Regions from separate parts of the Homo sapiens genome. Here region 2 is linked to region 1. Evidence: chromatin loops called from intact Hi-C (ENCODE). Cell type or tissue: psoas muscle. All regions are shown on one strand. Each heading gives the region's core, and the rest is flanking DNA. Links, peaks and the distances in the headings are about the cores only.

Region 1 (8,127 bases), core at 1,514-6,513:
CCAGCAACTGACTGACTTCCCCCATTCTCCTTGCAGCTAATTCAGGAATTTTGTTCCCTCTCAGCTTCTGCATACCGCTTTTTCTCTGAACATCTTCACTTGTGTGTCTTCTGCCATCAGCAGTTCTCTGAGTATCATTGGAACTCCAGAGCTTTGAGGCCAGGCCACCTTGCAGACTATTGACCTTTGGCTGATGATCTCATCCCATCTGCTGATGGCCAGGGTGGAGGGATCACATATAATAATTATGGTGATCTGTGCTGAAGGTGGCATTGCGAGCTCTGGAGTCCCAGGAGGGGCATTTTCTCTCCATCTTTGGTCTCTACGGGGCCCAGCTGGGGCCTACAGGAGGAATGGCAGGGAGGGGACCAGAGGCATGAGCCCTTTGGAGTCAGAAAGGCTGACCAGCTTTACAAGAGAGCACAAGAGTTGTGTCTAGTTCTGTCCACTTTCTCCTTAATTCACTGCAATGTGGCTTCTGCCACCATAAGGTCACGTCTTGGCACAAAAGGTAAGGAAGTAGAGACAGCTCTTTCAAGAAATTGGATTGTGAATGGGTAGAAAGGGGTGATAGATAGCAGGAGAGGAATGTGGAGTACAGAGAGTGTTGGATTTTGTTTTTGTTGTTGTTGTTGTTGTAGTTTTTAATATACTAGCAGAGACTTGAGCATGTTTATAGGCTGACAGACGAAGAAGCCAGTAGGGAAAGAGATGAAGGATGCAGGAGATTGTGGATAACTCACAGCATGAGGTTCCTGAGCAGGTAAAAGCAAATGGGATCCAGAAGCATGGAGGTAAGGGCCTCCCCAGGGAAGAGGAGGGATGACTTCCTGTAACAGGAGGGATGGAGTTGAGGACAGATATGTGTGCAGATAGGTCTGGAGGTGAAGATGGGACATGAGGGAGTTCAGAAGGCCTCTTATCTCCTCAAAGCAGTAGTCCAGCTCCATAGCTGAGAGTGGGGCAAGGAAGCTAGAGGGAAGGATGTGTGAGATAGTTGTTGCAGTTGGGAGAGGTGACTAGGGAGAGGTGACTAGAAGAGGTACAGGATAATGACCAGGCAGGGCTAAAAGCCCAGTGTAGGCTGGTGACCATGAACTTGTAGGGTCATTGGTCAGGGTGTGTGAGCTCTTAGCAGCACCCACAGGATAGGTGAGGACTCAGAAAAAGCACAGATGCATTCTTCCAGACTGACTTTAAGACAGGTAGGAATGAGGGAAGATGCATGAGGAGACTAGCAAGAGAGTACATGTAGTGAACGACCAAGGCATCCAAACTGGGCCAGGAGGGAAGTGAGGGAAAAGGGACAGGAGTCAGTGGCCTGGAGATCCCCATGAAGATGGGGTGGAGTGAGATGGACTATCCTAGGACAGGAACGTTGTAGCTATATGGTTTCCTAGGCAGCCGTAACAAAGTGCCACAAACTGGGGGGCTTAGAACAACAGAATTTATTGTCTCACCATTCTGGAGCTGGAAGTCTGAAATCAAGGTGTTGGCAGGGCCACACTCCCTCTGAAATCTGTGGGGGAATCCTTTCTTGCCTCGTCCTGGTGATTTGCCAGCATCCTTTGGCATGCTTGACTTATAGGTGCATCATGCCACTCTTCACGTGGCATTTTCCCTGTGTCTCCACCCCATCTTCCCTTTTTGTGTGTCTTTGTATCCAAATTTCTTCTTTTTGTAAGGACACCACTTATATTGGATAAGGGCCCACCCTATGAACTCATTTTAATTTGACTATCTCTATAAAGGCTGTATTTCTAAATAAAGTCACATTCTGAGGTACTGGGGATGAAGATATCTATAAATGGTTTTGGTTGGGGGGCAATGGGAGTGGAGGGCACAATTTAACCCATAACCACAGCTAAAGGATGGGAAGGTATTAATAGGGTTGAGGGTTTTTGGAGCTGATAGGATTTGTGGGCATGAGAGTGGATGGCTGGAGGGTCTGGAGACAGAGACACGGAAGATGAGCTGGTGAGTTGAGGCTGGGAAAGGTGAGGTGGGGAGCATTCTGGTCGGCAATGGAGTCATCCAGGATGGAATGCGTTGAGCATTCTCACTACCTGTCTTAGAGGTGGCATGTCTAGCCACCTTGTGTTTGTTCCCTTGAAATGGGGACATCAGAACACAATATGCCTGGAGGAGTTATGTGCCTCCCATATCCAAGCAGGCACCAAGTTCTGCCCATTTTGCCTTCTAGGTCTCCATCCCCAAAGCCTCTGTTGGTTTGTGCCACTCATTATCGCTCAGCAGTTTCCATACTCATCGCTGTGCTTCACTCCCCTTGGAGCTCTCCCCCAAACCAAGCCACTGGCTATTCCCTTTGTTTAGAATGCTCTTCCCCCCATACTTGCATGGTTATCTCCCTCCCTCCTTTAAGTCTTTGCTAAAATGTCACCTTCATGAGGCCTACTCTGGCCACTTCATTTAAAATTGCAGTCCAGCACTTTCGATCTTCCTTACCCTGCCTTTCCCCCACTCCAGTTTTTCTTAACCTCTATGATATTTACGTCTTTAAAATAATACTTTTGTTTATTGTCTCCTCCTGATGAGAATGTAAGCTCCAAAAGGGAAAGAATCTTTGTTTCATTCCCTTATGTAACCTAAGGATCTTGAACATCACTTGGCACATAGTAGGTACTCAATAAATATTTAGTGAGTAAATGAATGAATATTGAGCCACCCGCCCCCAATATGGGGCCATACTCAGATCTGACCTTGTCATTCTTCTATTCCCTTAGCCTCCATGCCAAGATTAGAGGACAGGATCCAAGTTCATTCACTACATTCACTAGATGTTTGGTTTTTGTTTCTTTTCCTTTTTCTTTCTTTCTTTCTTTTTTTTTTTTTGAGATGGAGTTTTGCGCTTGTCACCCAGGCTGGAGTGCGATGGTGCAATCTCAGCTCACTGCAACCTCTGCCTTCCAGGTTCAAGCGATTCTCCTGCCTCAGCCTCTGAGTAGCTGGGATTACAGGCATGTGCCACCACGCCCGGCTAATTTTGTATTTTTAGTAGAGACAGGGTTTCTCCATGTTGGTCAGGCTGGTCTCGAACTCCTGACGTCAGGTGATCTGCCCGCCTCAGCCTCCCAAAGTGCTAGGATTACAGGCCTGAGCCACCGTGCCCAGCCCACTGGGTGGTTTTAAAGGACCCCTTTGCTTGGCCCCTGCCCATGGCTTAGTCCGTCTTTGGCCTTGTCCTGTTGGACCCTAGGCTCTGACCACAGTCACACTTCCCAAGTGCCATAAGATTTTCTGCCTCTGAGTCTTTGTTCTTGTCATTCTGTCTGCTTGGAACTCATCAAGAATGTTTAAAGGACACAGGTGCTGGCCTCTGAGCACTCCCTTGGGACCTACTACCTCCCCACTCCTTACTGTAATACTTGTCTGGTCCAGCTCTCACATTGATAGGTGATGTTCTGGCTACACTCACTTCTGGCTGTGGCCACAAGGTGGCAGCATTTGCAAAGGGATAGCCCATTCCTTTCCAGGGTCTGTGCAGAGGGCCTCAGGAGTCCCAAGACACAGAGACTTGAAATTTGATCCTTAATGGGCTCAGTGACCCCTCAGTTATTCAACAAACAGCTGATGATCATCCACAATGTGACAAATATAGTCACTGGGCTTGGAACCTCCAACCCCAAGAGGGCTATAGCCACATATATAATTTCCCTATGGAGGCTGGGCGTGGTGGCTCACGCCTGTGGTCCCAGCACTTTGGGAGGCCGAGGCGGGCAGATCATTTGAGGTCAGGAGTTCGAGACCAGCCTGGCCAACATGGTGAAACCCTGTCTCTACTAAAAATACAAAAATTAGCCGGTGCTGATGGTGCACGCCTGTAATCCCAGGTACTTGGGAGGCTGAGGCAGGAGAATGGCTTGAACAGAGGAGGTGGAGGTTGCAGTGAGCCAAGATCCAGCCACTGCACTCCAGCCTGAGCAACAGAGTGAGACTCCATTTAAAAAAAAAAAAAAAAGTTTCCCTATGGTGTGACAAGTACACAGATTAGGCAGGTTTACTGCTGCATGAGTTCAGACAGAGCCCGTATTCCAACTTTTAGAGACACACAAAGATTTAAAGAAGAGAAGGTGATACCTCTGTGGAATCTTGAATAGCTTAGGAGAGAAGTGGGCATGACATTCCAGGTGAAGGGAAGCGATAAGCCAAGGCATAGAGGCAGCATAGAGATGATCACTGGAGCATGAAGTTCAAGGCAGAGAGTAAGGGATGAGGCTCAGAAGTGAGTGGGGGTCAGACAGAGAGGCCTGCAAGCCTGGCCAAAGGTGCTTGGACTCTATCTTGAGGGAGATGGAACGTCACTGAAGGCTTCAAGGTGGGAGTTCTGTGGAATATCAGATTGTGTTTAGAAAGAGAACTCTGGCTACAATGTGGAGAGTGGATTGCAGTACAGGGCAGGAAGAGCAGTGAGAAAGCTGCTGTAGGGATCCAAGGGGTAGTCAGTGAGGCCAAAATTATAAGCAGAGCAGGCCCGGAAGAAGCTCCTCCCAGCCCACAAGGCCATTCAATGCCTGGCACTTTGAAAGGGTTCTTGGCCCTAGGAACTTTCTCCCCCACCATCTGAGCCACCTCAGCCCCTCTGTTCCTGAGATTCCTTTTGGTGCTATCTCAGCTCCTCTGATTATTCTAGCTGGAACCAAGGGCTTTGTCAGTTTCCATATGGAGGCCACTGTGTCCTAGGTAGCTCTATGTTGGTAGATTTGTCAGACTGCAGCTCAGCCTACACCCCAGCCTCTCTCAGTGTGACCCTTTCAAGCACCCCCAGTTAGGAATGTGACTGAAGGATCGCCTCCACCAGGGAGCCAAGATGAGCCCTGCTCACCCCTGTCATCTCCTGCTACTCCTTACCAGAGGCCACTGGCAGGACTGACGCTGAGGGAAAGGCATCCCCTGCAGGCAGAGGAGCATAACCTGAAGAAAGGCCTAGAGGTAGGAAAATGCAAAAGATGTTTGGGGAGGAGGGGCTGGCATCGTTAGCAGGGTCTGGCAGGGAGAGGTCAAGGCCTACAAAACCAGGCTCAGAGCCATACCATACACTACAAAGCAGGGGATACCATAGCCAGGTTTTGAGCAGGGATTGAGAGTCACCTTCATTCATTATCTCATGAATATGCACAGAAACCTGTTGAATTATTCAAATAGAAAGGATGTAAATGTGTATGCAAATTTGGCGCTGCCCTCCCTGTTGCTATGGAAACCAGAGAATAGCAAAGTAAGGGTCCAACACCCTGGGGAGACCAGGCTAGAGAGACTGAGGCCACGAAACTCCTTTGTCCCTCGCCCACTTTTCCCACTCCTAATGTTTTGATCTCTTTCTTTGCCTAGCCCTGTCTTTGCTTCCTTCTGCCTTGTCCTCTGTCCATCTCTCTGCCTCTCTTGATCTTGCTGTCGCTGTCCTCCTCTCTCTCTTCTCCATCTCTCTATCTCTCAATTTTTTTTTCTCCCTGTCTCTGTGTTTCTCTGTCTGAGTCTGTCTCCACATTGTTGCTCTGTGACTGAGACAGTTTCTCTCTGATTTCATATCCCTCCCTATCTTGGTCTCTGTGTCTTTAATTCCATGGCTCTCTCTTCTGCATTTCCCTGTCTGTGTCCCTGACTCACATCTCTTTCTCTGCATCTTTGTTTTTGTGCCTGACTGTGTCTCTGAGAGTTTCTATTTCTCGGTCTGTCTCCCAGGCTCTCTCTTCTCTCTTTTGCTCTGATTCTATCTCTCTGAACCTTTTGTCTCAATGCTTGTCTTTATCTAACAAGAAGGACAAGAAGCTGCACATCTGTCCTTACCTGATGGGACGTTCCACCCCTTGCCCAGCTGCCCACATGTTCAAGGATTCCTGGCTTCTCTCCCCACATAAAATCCTGTTTCGGGTCTGGCCCCCATCACTGTACTGGCATAGGATCCTCATGACAGGCCCAGGCTGGCTACCAGGACACCAGACTCCTGTCTCAGCCTCTGCCTGCCGTGTGCCCCTGCCCAGAGTTTCTCCCTCTCTGGCTCTGTATTCCCAGCACTCTGCTTGAAGCTGGTGGGCACCTTGAGGCAATGGTGTGTTGGGAGTAGGGAAGTGATGGGGAAGTCTTAGTGGCTCACCCATCTGGCTGTCTGCCCAAGAGCTGACGTGAAGGGGCTGGCCAGGGCCCAGGTGTGGCAGCATCTAGGGCTAGTTGAGACCAATCCTGACCCCCAAAGAAGACTCCTTGTTGAGTCACAAAGTTGAGCAGCAGCCTTTCCATAGTCTCTCCATGTTCCTGCCTGCTACAGCCTCAGCCATTCAGTTCCTTGTTTGGAGTCCTCTGTTTGCCCCTCCTTCATTTGGTTTATATTTAATGAGCACCTATTCTATGCCATGCCCCCTGCCTTCACAGGTCCACAGTGACATGGAAATGACATCTGGATTTCTTGTGTTCGCCCCACCACCACCACCAAGAAGGAGCTTTTTGGACCAGGTGAAGAACACAGACTCTTCAACCCCTGCAGTTTCTTATCCCTGGTGGTCTTAGCTTAGGGGTGCAAGGCTTATGCAGTTGCCAAAGTCATAGATCGAGATTGAGAAGACAGAGACACATAGATAGAGACAGAGATAGGAAGAGCCAGAGACAAGAGAAACTAGATCTATGGAGGCAATGTGCTTCCACACAGGGTTTGGGATGGGGTATGGGAGGCTCAGAGCAGAACTTGGATGAGGGTGGGCCAGAATGTTTTGAGGTCAGGTAAGCAACTCTGTGTGGAGGTAGAGGGCTACCCCTTTCAGTTCTGGCCTTTGGGCAGGTTGCCTCACCTCCAGGCAGGCACTAGCTATGGGGATCTGGCCTGGGTCCAGGTGTGGGGGCGGCCCAGAACAGTCAGGACAAGTCCCCCCTCCTCCAAGAGGACTGCCAGAGTGAGCCCCCAGCTCTTCTGCCCAGTCAGAAAGGGCCATAGACAGAAGTACTCACCCCAACGATTGTGGTTCACCTATGTTCAGGCTCAGGCATGACCCTGCTGCCATGAATGCCATATTTAAATTTACCTTCCTGGACACCCCTACCCTACCTCACCTAGGCCAATTGTGCCAGAGGGTTGGAGCAGGGTCATGCAGGCAGGGCCAGATACAAGGAGAGCCAAAGAGATCAAGAGAAAGACAGTAAAAGACAGAGACAGAGGATAATGTTGATAGAGAAAATGGGGAGAAAGGCCGTGACAGAGGAGACATAGACATCAACTGGGAGGAAGCCAAAGCCAGCAGACGAAGGGGGCTTTAGCACCTGCTAGGGCTAGCACTAAGCACTTGACTGGATTATCTCATTTAACTTAATCTTCACCACAGTCCTAGGAAATAGGCACTGTTATGATCCCATTTTACTTCTGAGGTAATTGAGACCTTAAGTCACTTTTTGAGGCCACAAAGCCAGTAGGTAGTAGAGTAGGTATTTGAACCCCTCTGTCTCTAACCAAAAAGCCAGGGAGAGAGACAGACAGAGACAGAGGCAGGCCCAAATCTCCACACCAGCACTTGGGGAATCTAGGAATCCTGAAATCTCTGGACAGCTGTGCAGGGGGAGGGCCTTCCCATCAGTCTTACAAAAGTGCAGCTTCTGGTCCTTTTGCTAAGAGACAAGGACTGCAACGTAGAGAAAGAGAGACATCCAAGCAAGGAGAGAGCTTCCAGGCCACAGAATTCCTTATCTGACCTTGTCACTTCCTGCTACCCTGGTGTGTAGCCTGTACTGCCCCTGTTACAGATCTGGCCAGCCAACACCTCCCTCTGGTGGGGTCCAGGCTTTGAGATCTGTTTTTCTCCACATATTTATTGAGCACCTGCTAGCTGACGGGCACTCCTGCCCTACATCTACCTCCTCCCTTTCTTTTTCACTATTGCAAAATTGTTCCCATTGTCTAACTTCAACTCCCTAGGTTCTGCAAAAAGGGATTATTAAGACTAGAATTTGGGATGCCTCAATATGAAGAGGTTAGCCTGGTATACACTAAGCTTTTCTGAGAGCAGAGAAAAGGTCCCTGAGGGCTGGCTTTGGGTGCCTTCTGGTTGGACGCCCCTTCTAGTTGGTTTGAGGAGGAGGGTCAGCAGCCCAGCTGCTGGGGGCCTGGGAGAGCTGAGCTGTCAACAGCAG
Region 2 (8,108 bases), core at 1,206-6,205, 55 kb after region 1:
TAGATGTATATACAGGGTGGGGGGAGTGGGCGGTTCTCATTAAACGTCACCATTTCATGAGTCCTTGGAACAGACCCACTTTGGGAGGGTACCCCTCTTCCAAGGACCCCACCCCATCCAGGGCTGGCGGAGGAAAGAAATTGTGGTTGGGGAAGGTGGGGAGAGGTGTTCAGCTTTCAGGCCAGTGTAGCTGGTAACAGTGTTGTCTACTTCTTGGGGGGTAGGGCTTTCCTGGAGCACAGAGTTGCTGCCAGGGAAAAACTGTGGGAAATAAGGGATCCCACGGGGGTATCCAGTCAGTCCTGGAGGCTGCCGAAGTCCTGGCTGGGGCAGAAGCCTTTCAAGGGTCACCTCTAGAACTGCCTTCCATGAGTGCTCAGGCCTGAGCCCAGTGCACAGGGCTAGGGATGATGGCAGAAGGGGAGGGGCAGGCTTCATCCTTGGGGCCAGGGGGTGTGCGTGATCCCTGCCATCCAAGAGATAGTCCAGGGGTGCTAGAAGGTCAGGCCTAGGGCTCAGCCAGGCCACAAGGGCTCAGAGCACAGAGTGTCCTGGGCCTAGGCAGGCAGGGGGGCTGCCTGAAGGAGGAGGCTGCTTGGAGTGTGACCAGGGACGGGACCTGGGCTTCAGGACTGGAATGACAGAGTACAAGGCTTACTCCCAGGGCTGGGTTATAGTCAGGACTCAGTGTGGAGCTGGAGAGGGTGGGGCTTTGGCTTTACAGGATGGTCAGTCTTTGGTCCAGCCTCAGATACTGCCCACACCCTTCCAGTCCCCAAACTGGGGCTCCGGGATCCCTCTGACTTCTCCTCAGAGGAGGACACTTGGCTGTCCCAGGCCTGCTTAGGTCCAGACCCCACTTATAGAAGCCGCCTTACTGAGCATAAGCAGGCATTTCTCAGCTGGGAATGCCCAGGGCTGGGGCCAGGTAGGCAGGCCATGTGACCTGGGGGCGGGGGTGAAAGGGGAGTTCGGAGCTCCAACCTGGGGAGCCAGGTTTTGGCCTTTCTCTGGGTTCCTGGAGTAAGAAGAGGTGGGTGGAGTCAAAGTCAGGTCCACACCCACACCCACCTGTGCACAGATGTGTCCTCCTGATACACTCCCCGTGGCAGGCACTGAGCACTACACCGCTACAGAGCCACCAGCCACCCTGATGCCATCACACACTTTCTCCCAGTTCAAACCCTTCACCTCCGACTAGGCTCCGGAAATGGATACCCCTTGCTGCGATCGCCAGGCCTCCTTGGGATCGTGCCCTGGGAGGGGGATTGGCAGTGCCTCAAGCACCGATGAGTCTGGCCTGGACAAGACACAGTCCCAGAGGTGGGGCCTGGTGAGGGGCTTCACAGTAAAATGGCCATCTCTTCTCCAGGTTAGAAGAGAGAGGAGTATTCTAGGTGGGAGACCCCTGAAAGCAAAGGCCTGGCGTCAAGGTGAAGCCTGTGGCTTTTCAAGCTGAACAGCCCCAGCTATGGAAGCACAGGGCTCTTCATTCACAGGAAGAGGCTCCCAGGATGGATATCCTGAGAGGTGGCTGTGGACCTGCTCTGTACCCTGAACCCTGAGTTCTGCCTGGGGGTCTGGTCCCTGTGAGGTGTGGCTCAGCCTGAACCTAGGCTCCAGGTCCAGCATGAGTAGAGATAACAGGGGGTCACCAACGGTCTCCCCCAGAACATTCCTGGGATGTGTCAGAACTTCTACCCTTCATCTTTGGGGTGGGTGGGATGAAGTGAGGAGTCTCTGGCCTGAGCTGCCTTTCTGCCTTGAGAGCCCTGGTCAGCCCTGACCTACCCACCGCCCACCGAGCTTGGGCATCAACAATCTGGCCTCCATTAGCAACATGGGAAAGCAATTACGTGGGGCCTCAGGAGGAAGGGGCAGAAGGAGGAGAGGGGGCCTGCCGGAGCTTCAGAGGCCAATGGAGGGGAGGACTGGGGCCTCTATCTCTCTGCCCCCAGCCCTAAGAGAGAACCTGCTCTGCCTCAAGCCCAGGGTGGCTGGAGGGGCAGCATCATTGCCTCTGACTAGACAACTGGCCTGGGCCTGCGGGTGGTCACCTTCCTTGTGGGTCTTGGGCCCTTGGCCTCACAGAGGCTGTTTGCCTTGGAGGGTCTCAGTTGCTGACTGTTGCCTCTCTATAGTACTGTCCCTTCACATCCAGTTCCCATGGTGGTTCTGGGGAGCCAGGCATAAGTGCAGACATCGGTCATTGGAGTTAAAACAGAATCTGGAGAATTAAAACAACCCTGAGGCGTGGGGGGAAGGGGAGGCTGGGATCCCAGACCCCAGGTGCATTGCACAGGGGCCCAGCCTTCCAGCCCCCTACTTCTCTTTGCTCCCCGACAATACACTGTGGCTGGGCCCCGCTCTGTGTCCTGGCCTATCAGCCCCCTGCCCACTTGATCTCTTCCAGTGTGGCTCTGCTCCATTCTTACAACTCTAGACCTGTCTCTGTGCACCCTGCCCCTCTCTTCTTGCTGAACCCATTCTCATTTCTATGTTGTTTGTCTCTTCTTTATTTATTTATTTTTTTTTTTTTTGAGACGGAGTCTCACTCTGTCTCCCAGGCTGGAGTGCAATGGTGAGATCTAGGCTCACTGCAACCGCTGCCTGCCAGGTTCAAGCGATTCTCCTGCCTCAGCCTCCCGGGTAGCTGGGTTACAGGCGCCCGCCACCATGCCCGGCTAATTTTTGTATTTTTAGTAGAGACGGGGTTTTGCCATGTTGGCCAGACTGGTCCAAACTCCTGACCTCAGGTGATCCGCCCACCTTGGCCTCCCAAAGTGCTGAGATTACAGGCGTGAGCCACTGTGCCCAGCCTATATTTATCTCTTTCTGTCCCATTCCTATCTCTGAATCTGTCTTTGTCCTGGTTCCTATCTGCATTTCTTTCTGTATGTCTCTGTTCCATCCCTGTCTCTCTGTATGTCTCCATCTTGTGTCTCTTCTCCTGTCTCTTCTTCCCTCGTTTCTATATTCATCCCTCTCCATGCTTGTCTTCGCATCTGTTCTTCCTTGTCTGTCTTCCCTTTTTCTGCCTTCTCCCTCTCCCTCTGTCTCTTGTGTCTCCATCCCCATCTCTGTCTCTGTTTCTCTCTACATCTCTGTCTCATGTGTCTCCATCCCCATTTCTGTGTCTCTCTGTATATATCTCTATCCATGCCTCCACCTCTGTCTCCCTCTTCCCTGACTCTATCAGTCCTTCTCTTTTTTGCCTCCCTCTGTGTTCCCACCCCTATCCAGACCCCCAGCCTGTGGCCGCAGCTTCTCTCCGGCCTGCGCCAGGGACTGTCCTGGCTTCTGCTGCCCCCTCTCGGCCGCCTGCCTGCCCTTCATTCCTGCTCCTAGGCTGGCAGCTCTCAGCACAGACATCCCACATCTGGTGCGTTCCCAGCAGCCAGCCAGGAAAGAGGGTGACACTAGGCAGGAATCCTTCCTGGGCAGCCTCCGGCCCTGAGAACTCCCCGGAGCCTGTGAGCTCGCTGCCTGTGTAGGAGGGAACTCCGAGAAAGTTCATTCTCACGTGGAGAGAACAGAATCCCCGGCTCCAGTCCCAGTCCTGCATCCTGCACCTGCCTGTCTTCAGGTCCTGAGGCCCACAGCCCAGAGCCACAGGACCCTGGGAAGGCGGTGCCTGCCTGGAGATGCAGGGCTAAGGTCCTGGGGGCAGGAGTGATTGGAATGTAATCTCCCTACCTTGCCTCTTCTCAGAGGAGGGGGAGAGGAAGGAGGTCTGAGGAAGGGCATCAGATGAAGCCAGTTTGGGGAGAGGCTGGAAGGGACCTGACAGTGCCACTCTGATGGGAAAGCCAATCTGAGGGTGAGTGGGTCTGAGAGGGCCCACGCGACAGGGTGAGCCTGAGCCAGAGCGGGTCTGGGACACGCATCAGAAGAGCTTTCGTTTGAAAGGGCCAGCCTGAGGGGTAAGCTGACCCAGGGGTGTCTGAAAGGGCCTGGTCTGGTGGGTCCAGTCTGAGGGGAGACTGAGCTGAAGGCACATGGATCCAAAGACTAGAACCGCCAACTAGTTCTAGTCTGCCTGAACTTTCCCAGTTTTAGCACTGAATATCTCAAGTCTCTGGAAACCCCTCAGTCCCAGGCAAACTGGGACGTCGATCACCCTGTTTGGGAAGGCCTTGCCTGACAGCACCAGTCTGAGTGGGGAGGCTGGTCTGAAGGACTTCTGAGGGGGGAGGGTGGTCTGGAGGACGTCTGAGCAAGGAGGCTGGTCTGGAGGATGTCTGATGGGGGGAGGCTGGTCTGGAGGATGTCCGATGGGGGAGACTGGTCTGGAGGATGTCTGAGGGGCCTGGTCTCATAGTTCCAGTTTGAGGGAAGAGCCTGTTCTAGGCCAGAAGGCAAGAAGGAGGTAGAAGGGGTCCTTCCAGAGGGGCAGTGGCTTGGGGAATGGCCACCAGGGGGCAGGACAGGTTCTCAGGAAATTCAGAAGCAACCGACCCAGAGAAGGAGCCGGACTGTGGGGCTGTGTGCAAAGTATGCCCACAACAGCATGTGTCACTGAGCCGTCACGTGCAAATGGCAGTGATGGTATGCAGCTGTGCACCATGTTTGTTTTACTGTGGCTAGGTGACCAGGGATGCATATGTGCTACATTCGTGTGTGATGGCGTGTGCCTGGTGTGGCCATGGCTGAGGCTTTACCTGCGGCTCTCAGGACGACAGCAGGAACACCTTGGGCATTACCAGGACAAGGGGGCACTGGGAGAGTAGCACTCAGAGGAAGGTCTCTGGGAGGGGCTGAGGATGGGGAGGAGAAATGGGAACCAGGCTTCCCTACTACACCTGCCCCGCCCACCATTAGTATCCCTGAGATTCCAGACCCAAGAGCTAAGTGCTTTGGTCATAGCAAGGGCAGCCCCTGCCTGGACCCTGCCTGCCCACCACTCCAGCCTCTCCCTGGCTTCTCCAGCTGGCACTCCTCCAGCTGGACTCCTCCTGCTCCCCAGTAATTGTTCCCATCCTCTCCTACATCCATGCCTTGGTTCATGCTGTGTTTCTGCCCAGATGCCCTCCTGAGAAGCATTTGAGTTCCCTCTGACTCTGTCTCCATGAAATGCTTCCTGCTTATTCCCTCTCTTCCTTGGACTGAAACCCACTGTGCGCTGAGGCCTAATTCTATGGGCCCTTGTCTCATCCCAGGAACTTGAAAGTGCTGGGGGCTGGGGCTGCCAGAGGGGCCGGTCCAAGGGGAGAGGTATGGACAAAGCAAGGTGGGGACCACTGAGTTAATGAGACAAAGTAACACCGTCACAGAAGCCCCCCACCCCACCTCCCTCTAATAAAATGAACACAAGCCAAAACAAACAAAAACAACAACGCTACTACAAACTCACTAAGTCCAAGCAAACAAGGAAATCCTTTTTATAAACCTTAAAATGTGACATGCAAAGAAACAACAGAAGATTCTGGTGCAGTGAGTGAGTAGTATGTCTCCTAACCCCATTCCCAAAAAGGTGAGTCCATGAAACACAATATCCTGTCATCTAAGAGAAGTGGACTACTGGGTGCGTAGGCAGGCTTAGGAAAAGTCTGGGAAAAAGCCTTTGTAAGGAGAAGACCTTGTGTTTCTCCATGAGACCTCAGTAGAAGCAAGGAGAGCTGCCATGGCTTGGTGTCTTCCAGGGGATGGGACAGGGGTTGGCGGGGACAAACCAGTGCCTACAGGAATGGGTTATGCCCCGCCCACCAGTTGGAACAAGATGTCTAACAGGGCCTCAGAGGAGGGACAGCACTTAGGCCCCATCAAGGGCAGCAGGCAGCCCTAGCCAGGCACCCTCAGGCCATAGACGTCACGGGGGCAGAGGTGGGCACAGTTTGAAAGCAACAGCCAGCGTGCAAACCATAGGCTCCAGGGGAGACAAATGGGCCCAGACAAGATGGGAAGGGGCTCCAGGGCCTGCACACCAGGGCAAGGAGAGGTCGGCTAAACATGGGCCATGGCAGAGAGGAGTAAGAGGAAAGGAAATGGCATGGCCTTTAGACACCAAGACCACGGTCAAAATGGAGGCAGGAAGGAGAGACGATGGAAGAAAGGAAAGGAGGAGGGAGAGAAAGAAGGAAGGGAGCAAGAAAGATGATGAAAAGAAAACAACAACCGATGAAGACCCCGATCTAGAAGAAAACACACCCAAAGGAATAAAAGCAGAGTCCTGGCAAATCTTTCCTTTTATAGAAGGCCTTTTTAATAGCATGAAATCAGGAGAACAAAGAACTCAGGCAAGATGATAAAACAATGAATTAGATGAAAGGGATATTAGAGAAGCAAGTAAAAGAGGACTGAAATCTTATTTTTAAAGATGTAATAAACTAGAAACAGAGAAACAATCAATATTAATATAATAGATATTAATAGGCTTTAACCATTAAATAGTGGTTAAAAATCAAAGTAATAGGAAAGGCTTGAGATATTAAGAGTAAATGTCGTGGGAAAAGATAAAGCTACTAAAGCAATTGGAGAGAAGGTAATAGGACAAAGACAAGCTACCATAAGCTCAACTATTAACAGCCCTAAAGTAGGGGTTCCAAAAATGGAACTTAAAATGATATTAAGGTACAAAATACAGAAATCTTCCCCTGAAATGAAAGAACTGAATATTCAGATTGAAAGGGGCATACTGTATACCAGAAAAGTTGACACAGAGTAATTGATATTAAGACACATTGATTTGGCTGGGTGAGGTGGCTCACATCTGTAATGCCACCACTTTGGGAGACTTAGGCGGGAGGATCACTTGAGCACAGGAGTTTGAGGCCAGCCTGGGCAACATAGTGAGACCCTTCCGTCTAAAAAAGAAAAAAGATACATTGGTTTAGTTACCAAACTTTGGGGCTAAAGTAAGAATACTTAAGGCACCTAGACAGAAGAAGCAAGTCATTTATTTACAAGGGGGGATATTCAGTCTGGTCTCAGATTTCTCCAAGGTAGCATTTGACAAGTGAAGACAATGAAGCAATATCTACAGAGTTCTGAGGGGAAAAAGTGTCACCCTAAACCGTAACCAACAGAGTGGGTGATCTCAATCATAAATTTGGGGGATGGTGTACTCATGAACCTTTCCAGAAAAGACAAAATCCATTCAGCCAAGAGATTAGTCAAGGTCAGGAGCTGAGGAAGGGAAATTCATGGTAAAGAACTGGTGGGGACATTAATTCCACGTAGGAATTAACCTTAATTCAATTTCAGCGAAGATGACACTGTGGGAATTTTCGTTGCAAAACACTGTAAATACAGTTGACCTTTGAACAACACGAGTTTGAACTGTGCAGGTCCACTTATTCACAGATTAAGTAAAATCAATAAAAGTTACACCAAGAGTGCCTGCCTCTCCTGCCTTCCTCTCCCTCTTCTGCCTCTGCCACCCCTGAGGCAGCAAGACCAACCCCTCCTTTTCCTCCTCCTCCTCAGCCTCCTCAACATGAAGACGAGGATGAAGACCTTTATGATGATCCACTTCCACTTAATGAATAGTAAATATTAATAAATTATTTCTTCCTTATCATTTTCTTAATATTTTCTTTTCTCTAGCTTTAAGAATACAGTATATAATATATATAACATAAAAAATATGTGCAAATCAATTGTTTATGTTATTAATAAGGCTTCTCGTCAACAGTGGGCTATTAGTAATGTCAGGGGAGTCGAAAGTTATATGCACAGTCTGGAATGGAGAGGTGAGGTAGCAAGGAAAGCAGAAGTACTAATCACATCTTCGTTCATAGCTAAGTCAATAAAGGGATAAAACTAGAATATAATGGTAAAATCCTACTCCAACCTCCTTTTCTTTTCTTTTTTTTTTTTTTTTTTTTTTTTTGAGGCAGGGTCTTGCTCTGTTGTTCTGGCTGGAGTGACATGGTGCTATCACAGCTCACTGCAGCCTCGACCTCCTGGTCTCAAGCAATCCTTCCACCTCAGCCTTCGAGTAGCTGGGACCACAGGCATGTGCCACCATGCCTGGCTAATTTTTAAATTTTTGTAAAGACAGGGTCTCTCCATGTTGCCCAGACTGGTCTCGAACTCCTGGGCTCAAGTGATCCTGCTGCCTAGGTCTCCTAAAGTGTTGGGATTACAGGCGTGAGCCACTGCGCCTG

Evidence for each region. A loop is a pair of places that touch in the nucleus more often than their neighbours do. Peaks named below come from ENCODE experiments on the same cell type or tissue, not always from the same donor. Only the 100,000 strongest peaks of a DNase experiment are listed, where the experiment ranks them.
Region 2: a loop joins it to region 1, with 4 times the contacts of the local background. A loop is called at or near these places in 99 of 110 quality-filtered maps.

What each region holds. Positions count from the first base shown.
Region 1 is chr9:34,599,169-34,607,295 of GRCh38, reverse strand. No RefSeq gene overlaps it. Among named protein-coding and RNA genes, the nearest start is that of RPP25L, 8.9 kb to the left of the region's middle. In psoas muscle, for the core only: a CTCF peak has its summit at 3,453 (motif pointing right); a DNase peak (open chromatin) is centred at 3,475; H3K27ac peaks cover 455 bases.
Region 2 is chr9:34,543,385-34,551,492 of GRCh38, reverse strand. It overlaps CNTFR (ciliary neurotrophic factor receptor), which reads left to right. Exons shown (of 10, transcript NM_147164.3): 10 at 1-60. Among named protein-coding and RNA genes, the nearest start is that of CNTFR-AS1, 21 kb to the left of the region's middle. RefSeq lists a silencer at 4,522-4,601 and an enhancer at 4,197-4,696. In psoas muscle, for the core only: CTCF peaks have their summits at 3,318 (motif pointing left) and 4,394 (motif pointing right); DNase peaks (open chromatin) are centred at 3,332 and 4,432; H3K27me3 peaks cover 284 bases.